Regions from separate parts of the Homo sapiens genome. Here region 1 is linked to region 2. Evidence: read pairs that join two places in POLR2A ChIA-PET (ENCODE). Cell type or tissue: HCT116. All regions are shown on one strand. Each heading gives the region's core, and the rest is flanking DNA. Links, peaks and the distances in the headings are about the cores only.

Region 1 (4,382 bases), core at 72-4,071, 60 kb after region 2:
TTAGCCAGGCTGGTCTCGAACTCCTGACCTCAGGTGATTGACCCGCCTCGGCCTCCCAAAGTGCTGGGATTGCAGGCATGAGCCACCTCATCCGGCCTAATTTTTGTATTTTTAGTAGAGATGGGGTTTTGCCATGTTGGCCAGGATGGTCTCGAACTCCTGACCTCAGGTGATCTGCCTGCCTCAGCCTCCCAAAGTGCTGGGATTATAGGTGTGAGCCACTGCACCTGGCCACATGGAGTCTTTCTTGAGAGAGAAGGTCTGGAAGGGATCAGGGTTTATAGAAAGTGCTAGCATGTGGATTCTCTGAAGACCTGGTTCCCCCCAGCTGGGAGGCTGAAAAGTCCAAAGCTCTCACTGCCCTCTAAAACACCCCCTCCCCAGTAAACTTCTCACTGCTCACTGATGGTTGCAGGTCAGCTGAGGGCACAAGCAGAGGACAGACACCTGTCACTGGGTTTGGTGAGAGGAAGCTTCAGCTACAACTTTGGGGGATGACAGAAGGCAGGGGTAGGACTCTTCAGGGGAAGTTGGGCTGTAAAGGGAGGGGAGAGACTGGATGGTAGGGGGTTGTGAGGGCCAAGCAGTGATTTCAAGGTGGGGGCTTGTAGTCTAAATGTAGGAGGAAAAGAGAGCTGGAAGGAGCCAGGTCTTTAAGGAGGAGGGGTTGGGGACGAGAAGGTGGTGGGGGTCAGGGAGAGGAGGGAAGAGAGGGGTGGCGGCTGCAGGTTCCCCAGGAGGCAGCAGGTGCCTGGATGAAGCACTCTGATAGCGTTTTTGTTTTTTTTTTTTTTTTTGAGATGGAGTTTCGCTCTGTCACCCAGGCTGGAGTGCAGTGGTGCGATCTCGGCTCACTGCAGCCTCCGCCTCCCGGGTTCAAGCGATTCTCCTGCCTCAGCCTCCCGAGTAGCTGGGATTACAGGCGCCTGCCACCACGCCCAGCTAATTTTTGTATTTTTAGTAGAGACGGGGTTTCACTATGTTAGCCAGGATGGTCTCGATCTCCTGACCTCGTGATCCGCCTGCCTTGGCCTCCCAAAGTGTTGGGATTACAGGCGTGAGCCACGGTGCCCGGCCTCTGATAGCTGTTTTTAATGCTTCCTCCCCCCACCCCTCAAGGGGTTTGGGGGAACTCACATCCGTGTTGCAGGAGCGGTGCCGCCTTCTCTCACCCAGACAGTACTTGCCCCCGATGGTTGGCCTGGAAAGGGTGGTGGGATAGGAGAGGGATGAGGCAGTGGGCGATGGGGGCAGGGGTCGCGCTGCCCTCCCGGGTGGGGGTCCTGAGGGCTGACCTGGGGCTGTCGCAGTGACGGCTAGAAGAGGACACGCCGCCGCCACAGGTCCGGCTGCAGTCGCCCCATGGAGTCCACGGCCCCCAGGCTCCGTCCACACCCTCTGGGCGCGACCCAAAGGGGACACAGACCCGTTTGTAGCACCACTGGGTGGGGGGAGACAGGAAGGAGTGAGTCCAGCCCGGAGGACACTCGTCGGCCCCATGCACCGTTCCCCACTCCAGGCCCCAGCCAGAGATATCAGCCTCTCCGGGATGGGCAGAGGCGGGGTCTGAACATGCGAACAGAGTCAGGTTACGTAGGAGAGTGGTCTGGGAGACAGACCAGGTACAAGCGAGAGGCGTGGCCTGAGCACAGGGTGCTTAACGGGGAGGGGTGTAGACAGGACCACGATAAGCGTGGAGACGAGGTGGGGCGTGGCTTCAGGCTGGGGAGGGGAGGTCTACAGGCAGTAGGCGTGGCCAGAGCCGAGGGCAGCACAGGGGATGGGCGTGGCCAATGAGGGAGAGAGCAAACAGTAGGCGTGGCCAGAGCCGTGGGAATCATTACACGGTGGGCGTGGCCAACGCGGGAGGGAGTTAAACAGTAGGCGTGGCCAGAACCAAGGGACGCATAGACGGTGGGCGTGGCCAACGCGGGAAGGAGCAAGCAGTAGGCGTGGCCACAGCCGAGGGAGCACAAATGGCGGGCGTGGCCAATGTGGGAGGGAGCAGATAATAGGCCGAAGGACAGGCGGGTAGGCGTGGCCAACGCGGGAGGTGGCTCAGGGGGCGTGGCCCAGTTGGGGGCCCTGGCCGGCGCTCACCCCCTTGTCGATGGTGTGCGTCTGGCACAGCGTGCCCTCGGCGGCCGGGATGCTGTTGGTGATGCACCGGTTGCTCTTGCTCAGACACCACAGCTCGCTGCAGACCTCCTGCGGGCCGAGGTGCCCGCTCAGGCTCGCCCCCCTCCCTTCCTCCCTGGGGCAGCCCGCCCGGCTTGGGAGGACCCAGATGTCCGGCTCACTGCCGGTCCCAGAGCAGAGAGCCCGGTGCTCCCTTCCTGGCTCGCGGTGGGTCTTCGTGCATCCCCTTGCGGGGCATGGCCTGTGACTTATACTCTCCCAATAAGCTCCATTTATGGAGCACTTTATACATGCCATATACCTCTTTAGGCAGTACTACCCCATCTTACTGGGAGAAAACCAAGCTTCAGACAGGTAAGGTCACACAGCTACTAAGGGAATAGCCTGGAGTTTAACCCAGCTCTTTAATTCAGAGTCTGTGCTCTAACGAACTTTGCAATTCAGTTCCTGGTGCCTTCTGAGTTTCTGGAAGGAAACGTGGGAACTGCTGAGGAATGAACAGGAAGGATTTGGGGTTCTTTTATGGGATGGGCAAAGTAGCCGAAGAGAAAGTGGTGGTTCTGAGAAATCGGCCTGGATGATGACTAGGCCAACGGCCTCATCTCTAGTTTTTTCCAGCTGTTGGTTCTCTTTGTTCCCCCATCTAAACTGGAGAAGCCCCCAACACTTTTAAGCTATGTGGAGGGGTGGGAGTTTGGGAGGGGACAATGCCGAGTTAGGTCTGTGTGGGACATGCCTCTCTTTCTCCAGGTGAAAAATCAGCCCCACCTTCTTCCCGTCTGAATCCTGGATGGGCTGAACTAGTCCCAGGGACTCACTCTGACTCTTAAAGTCCAGGTTAATATCCCTGGAGAAGCCCCAGTGAGTTCAGGTGAAGCAAAATCTCTGACCCTCTTGGCCCACATCCTAAGCAACCTCCCAGCGTCTTTCCTCTAAAAAGTAGGTGGTCCTCTCTGACCCTCTTGGCCCACATCCTAAGCAACCTCCCAGCGTCTTTCCTCTAAGAAGTAGGTGGTCCTTCTGTAATTATCAAGTGTAATCCCCGCTTTGAACCCAATTCTTGTAAGCTTTCCAGATGTGGGACTGGATCGATCAATGGCCACAGGAAAGGACCCTTCCTAGGTCAGCCCCTGAGAGATACCTGTACATATGTAAGAAGCTGGAAGAGTTGTTCTCAAATACATTCTCCCTCAAAGGTCCTCTAGAATCTCTGCCTTCTGCCTTATAGAGGACATTTCTCAGCTAAAAACTCAGACTGTGTCCTCTTGGCCATATCTAAAAATATCACATCAGTCCTGTCGCAATCCCACTTCTGACACCTCTTCAAGATAATGATTTCAGCTCTGCTTTTGTCCTCCTCTCCACAAGGAGGCACTGTGGCATATTTGAGTTGTGCAGAGACCTCAATTCTGCTACCAACTTGCAATATATTTCCCCTCTCTGGGCCTCAGTTTACTCATCTACAAGATGGGCAGCCTAATGCCTGTCTTGCCTATATAAATGGCTATGAGGCACGTGACAGGATAGATAAGAAAGGACTTGCACCAATGCCATTATGGGGTAACAATGACCACCACTATCTCTGGACCAGGCACCAGGCTGAACCCTTTACATATATTAACCAGTTCACATTTAGTAAATAAATCCCCCTTTGCCAAGATGGCCTGAAAGATGTTCCTTCAAAAACTAAAAGGAAGGCTCAATTCAACATATAGCCAGTGCCAGCCCAAGCTTGATATTTTGACAGCTCCTCCCCTCCCCTGCCCCTTTGTAAAATTTAGAGAGTCATGAGAGACCTGGATTTAAATCCCAGCTCTGTCATGGTCTCAAACTGTGGCCTTGGACAAGTCATCCTCCCTATGCTATGGCTCAGTCCCTTCCTCTGTAACGTGGGGGCTAGCAGGATTGTCAGGAGTTTAGATGGTGACACACAGCACATGCTTAGCCCATAGTGAGAGCTCAGTAAATGTCAGACACCATGATCATTGTTAGGATACCTGGGTCACAGCAGATGTTGAGGAGTAGCTTCAGAATTCTTTAGGAATTCCTTAGAGGGTGCTGCAGTTACCAGCTAAGTTAGGATGTTGGGGGGTGTCAAGGGTGGAATGTCAGTGAAATAGAAATTGTTCCAGGGTTTGTCTCTGTCTTGCAGTGGAATGAAGGGAGGGCAATTTGGCAGCTGCTTGCCCTCTGCTTTGCATTAACATGGCATCACAAAAACTCTGATCGTTTGAGTTGTGATA
Region 2 (4,382 bases), core at 229-4,228:
CGGGCGCAGTGGCTCACGCCTGTAATCCTAGCACTTCGGGAGGCCGAGGCGGGTGGATCACCTGAGGTCAGGAGTTTGAGACGAGCCTGACCGACATAGTGAAACCCCATCTCTACTAAAAATACAAAAAGAAATTAGCTGGGCATGGTGGTAGATGCCTGTGATCCCAGCTACTCGGGAGCCTGAGGCAGGAGAATCACTTGAACCCGGGAGGCGGAGGTTGCAGTGAGCTGAGATCGCGCCATTGCACTCCAGCCTGGACAACAAGAGTGAAACTCCATCTCAAAAAGACAAAAAACAAAAACAAAAAAAGCTGGTGGCTCATGCCTATAATCCCAGCGCCTTGGGAGGCTGAGGCGGGAAGATCGCCTGAGGTCGGGAGTTTGAGACCAGCCTGATCAACATGGAGAAACCCTGTCTTTACTAAAAACATAAAATTAGCCGGGCATGGTGGCACATGCCTGTAATACCAGCTACTCAGGAGGCTGAGGCAGGAGAATCACTTGAACCTGGGAGTTGGAGGTTGCGGTGAGCTGAGATTGTGCCATTGCACTCCAGCCTGGGCAACAAGAGCAAAACTTCATCTCAAAAAAAGAAAAAAAGAAAAAGACAGGGTCTCGCTCCGTCGCCCAGACTGGAGTGTGGTGGTGCAGTCATAGCTCACTGCAGCTTCAACCTCTTGGGTTCAAGTGATCCTCCCACCTCTGCCTCCTGAGTAGCTGGGACTACAGCTGTGAGCCACCATGCCCAGCTAATTTTGTGGTGATGTGGTCTTGCCATGTTGCCCAGGCTGGAAAAATTTTTATCTTCCTCCAAATGACTGGACCTCCCTGTGCGTCTCTCCCCATGTGGGGTACACACTTCTGCCTTACATGATAACAGTGAGTCACTAGCTTCAGATCACAGCTGTGCCACTTACTACCTGTGTGCTTTTGCAAGAAACGGTATGATGTCACGGTTTCTTACACTGTTACTCGACACTATCCACGAGGTACACTGCCGTGTCAGAGATGGTAGAAATAGGAACCAGTGTGCATCTTGGAAAACCAATAAAATACAGTAAATATGAAAATGTGGCCGGGTGCAGTGGCTCAAGCCTGTAATCCCAGCATTTTGGGAGGCCGAGGTGGGCGGATCACCTGAGGTCAAGAGTTTGAGACCAGCCTGGCCAACATGGTGAAACCCCGTCTCTACTAATAATACAAAAGTTAGCCGGGTGTGGTGGCGCATGCCTGTCATCCCAGCTACTCGGGAGGCTGAGGCAGGAGAATCGCTTGAACTCGGGAGGTGGTGGTTGCAGTGAGCGGAGATTGCGCCACTGCACTCCAGCCTGGGCGACAGAGTGAGACTCAGTCCCCCGACCCCTGAAAAAAGAAAAGAATGAAACTCCATCTCAAAAAAAAAAAGAAAGAAAAAGAAAATCTGATGTGTAGAACTGTGATGTGACTAGCAACCGTGTGGTTGGGCAGTGTACAACCTGCACAGCCATCCGTAGCAGGCCCAGAAAGGAAGCTTTTGCAGAAAGCAGAGAAAAGGGTTTTGAGTTGTAAAAGTCTAGACCCAGAGGGGACTTAGAGAATGAATTACATTACAGCAAGTCAAAGTACAAAGTCTAAGAGGAATGTCTACTCATTTGTAATAACAGCAGGTGAACAAGGTGAGGAACCTACTGGATATTAAAATACTGTAAATCTATAGTAATAAAAACAATAGCATGCCTGTCAGAGAATAGAATGATTAACTGGAATAGGGCAGATGCTTGAGAAACATCCTACTTCAAAGAGAAACTGTGATCAAAGGGACAATATTGTCAATTAGTGAAGATGGGAAATAATGCAAATATAGGCTGGGTGCGGTGGCTCATGCCTCTAATCCCAGCAGTTTGGGAGGCTAAGGTGGGAGCATTGTTGAGCCCAGGAGTTCAAGACCAGCCTGGGCAACATAGAAAGACCCCGTCTCTACAAAAACTAAGCAAAAATTAGCTGAGGGTGATGGCACGCATGTGTAGTCCCAGCTATTCCGGAGGGTGAGGTGGGAGGATTCTTTGAGCCCAGGAGGTTGAGGCTGCAGTGAGCTGTGATTGTGCGACTGCACTCCAGCCTGGGAGATAGAGTGAGATCCTGTCTCAGAAAAAAAAAAAAATACACACACACACACACACACACACACACACACACACACACACACACAATTGGGCTTTATTTAGAAAAATTAGCACTTCACCCAGAGTGCTTTCCCAAGTCCATAGGTAGCACATTGCTGCTAAGAGCCTTGCTCCCTGCTCTGCTGACCAAAATAGTTTTAATTTTTTCAGAGACAGGGTCTTGCTCTGTTTCCCAGGCTGGAGTGCAGTGGTGCGATCTCGGCTCCCGGGCTCAAGGGATCCTCCCACCTCAGCCACTCAAGGCTAATTATGGTATTATTATATATATATTTTTTTGGTAGAGAGGTAGAGTTGGGGTTTTGCCATGTTGTCCAGACTCGTCTGGAACTCCTGGGCTCAAGGAATCTACCAGCCTTGACCTCCCAAAGTGCTGGGATTACAGGCGTGAGCCAGCGTGCCCAGCCTCAGATTCTTCTTCTTCTTCTTCTTCTTCTTTTTTTTTTTTTTTGAGACGGAGTCTTGCTCTGTCGCTCAGGCTGGAGTGCAGTGGTGCGATCTTGGCTCACTGCAAGCTCCGTCTCCTGGGTTCACGCCATTCTCCTGCCTCAGCCTCCCGAGTAGCTGGGACTACAGGCGCCCGCCACCATGCCTGGCTAACTTTTTTGTATTTTTTTAGTAGAGACATAGTTTTGCTGTGTTAGCCAGGGTGGTCTCAATCTCCTGACCTCATGATCCGCCTGCCTCGGCCTCCCAAAGTGCTGGGAATTACAGGCGTGAGCCAGCACGCTTAGCCTCAGATTCTTCTTTAAAACCTTTAGAGAGTATGGCCATGCCAACACCTTGATTTTGGACTTCTGACCTGCGGAACTGTGAGAGAATAAATTGCTGTTGTGTTAAGCCATGGAGTTTGTGGAACTTTGTTTCAGCTGTCCCAGCAGACTATTATAACATACCTGGGATGCTGGGCCACAAAGGCCAACAGGCAGATAAAATGTTTGAGGATGGCCCAAACCATGTTCATAAGAAAATCAAAATAGGGGCCGGGCGCGGTGGCTCATGCATATAATCCCAGCACTTTGGGAGGCTGAGGTGGGCAGATCACTTGAGGTCAGGAGACCAGCCTGGCCAACAGGGTGAAAACCCATCTCTATTAAAAACACAAAAATTAGCCTGGTGTGGTGGCGGGTGCCTGTAATTCCAGCTACTTGGGAGGCTGAGGCAGGAGAATTGCTTGAACCAGGAAGGTGGAGGTTGCAGTGAGCCAAGATTGCGCCATTCCACTTTAGCCTGGGTGACAGAGCGAGACTCTGTCTAAAAAAAAAAAAAAAAATTCATCCCAACATGAATGCATTTTTGGTTGAGAAAGGCTCCAACTCCATTAAGCTAATTTAATTTCTTGATTACTTTTTAAATATAGCACAGTTAAACCGTTGGCTATTTTTCTTTTCTTTTCTTTTCTTTTTTTCAGAGTCTCACTTTGTCCCCCAGGCTGGAGTGCAGTGGCGCAATCTCAGCTCACTGCAACCTCTGCCTCCCAGGTTCGAGCAATTCTCCTGCCTCAGCCTCCCAGGTAGCTGGGATTACAGGCACGTGTCACCATGCCCGGCTTATTTTGTATTTTTAGTAGAGATGGGGTTTCCCCATGTTGGCCAGGCTGGTCTCGAACTCCTAACCTCAAGTGATCCACCACCCTGGCCTCCCAAAGTGCTGGGATTACAGTTGTGAGCCACCGTGCCTGGCCTTTTCTTCTATTTTCATTTTACTAATTTTTTTTTTTTTGAGATGGAGTCTCACTCTGTTGCCCAGGCTAGAGTGCAGTGGTGCGATCTCGGCTCACTGCAACCTCTGCCTCCTGGGTTTGAGTGATTCTCCTGCCTCAGCCTCCTGAGTAGCTGGGATTACAGGTGCGCACCACCACACTTGGCTAATTTTTTGTATTTGTAGAAGAGACGGGGTTTCACCATGTTGGTCGGGCTGGTCTTGAACTCCTGACCTCGTGATCCACTCGCCTCGGCTTCCCAAAGTGTTGAGATTATAGGCGTGAGCCACTGCACCCAGCTTATTTTACTAAAATTAAATTACTGTTGCCCAGGCTTGAGTGCAGTGGCACGATCTTGGCTCACTTCAGCCTCTGCCTCCTGGGTTAAAGTGATTTTCCTGCCTCAGCCTCCTGAGTAGCTGGTATTACAGGTGTGCACCACCACGCCCAGCTAATTTTTGTACTTTTAATAGAGAAGGGGTTTCACCATGTTGGCCAGGCTGGTCTCAAACTCCTGAC

What was found. Peaks named below come from ENCODE experiments on the same cell type or tissue, not always from the same donor. Only the 100,000 strongest peaks of a DNase experiment are listed, where the experiment ranks them.
Region 1: POLR2A ChIA-PET joins it to region 2 with 5 read pairs; 10 of 35 experiments call an interaction of 5 or more read pairs at or near these places.

The regions. Positions count from the first base shown.
Region 1 is chr19:8,590,663-8,595,044 of GRCh38, forward strand. ADAMTS10 (ADAM metallopeptidase with thrombospondin type 1 motif 10) reads right to left here. Exons shown (of 26, transcript NM_030957.4): 13 at 2,101-2,208; 14 at 1,296-1,441; 15 at 1,138-1,201. Among named protein-coding and RNA genes, the nearest start is that of MYO1F, 15 kb to the left of the region's middle. RefSeq lists an enhancer at 1,139-1,737. In HCT116, for the core only: a CTCF peak has its summit at 3,519 (motif pointing right); a DNase peak (open chromatin) is centred at 1,840.
Region 2 is chr19:8,530,761-8,535,142 of GRCh38, forward strand. All of the region lies in intron 19 of MYO1F (myosin IF), which reads right to left. The region is part of intron 1 of LOC124904633 (a long non-coding RNA gene); the gene reads left to right. Among named protein-coding and RNA genes, the nearest start is that of ZNF414, 19 kb to the left of the region's middle. In HCT116, for the core only: no CTCF peak of the experiment used is centred there; no DNase peak of the experiment used is centred there.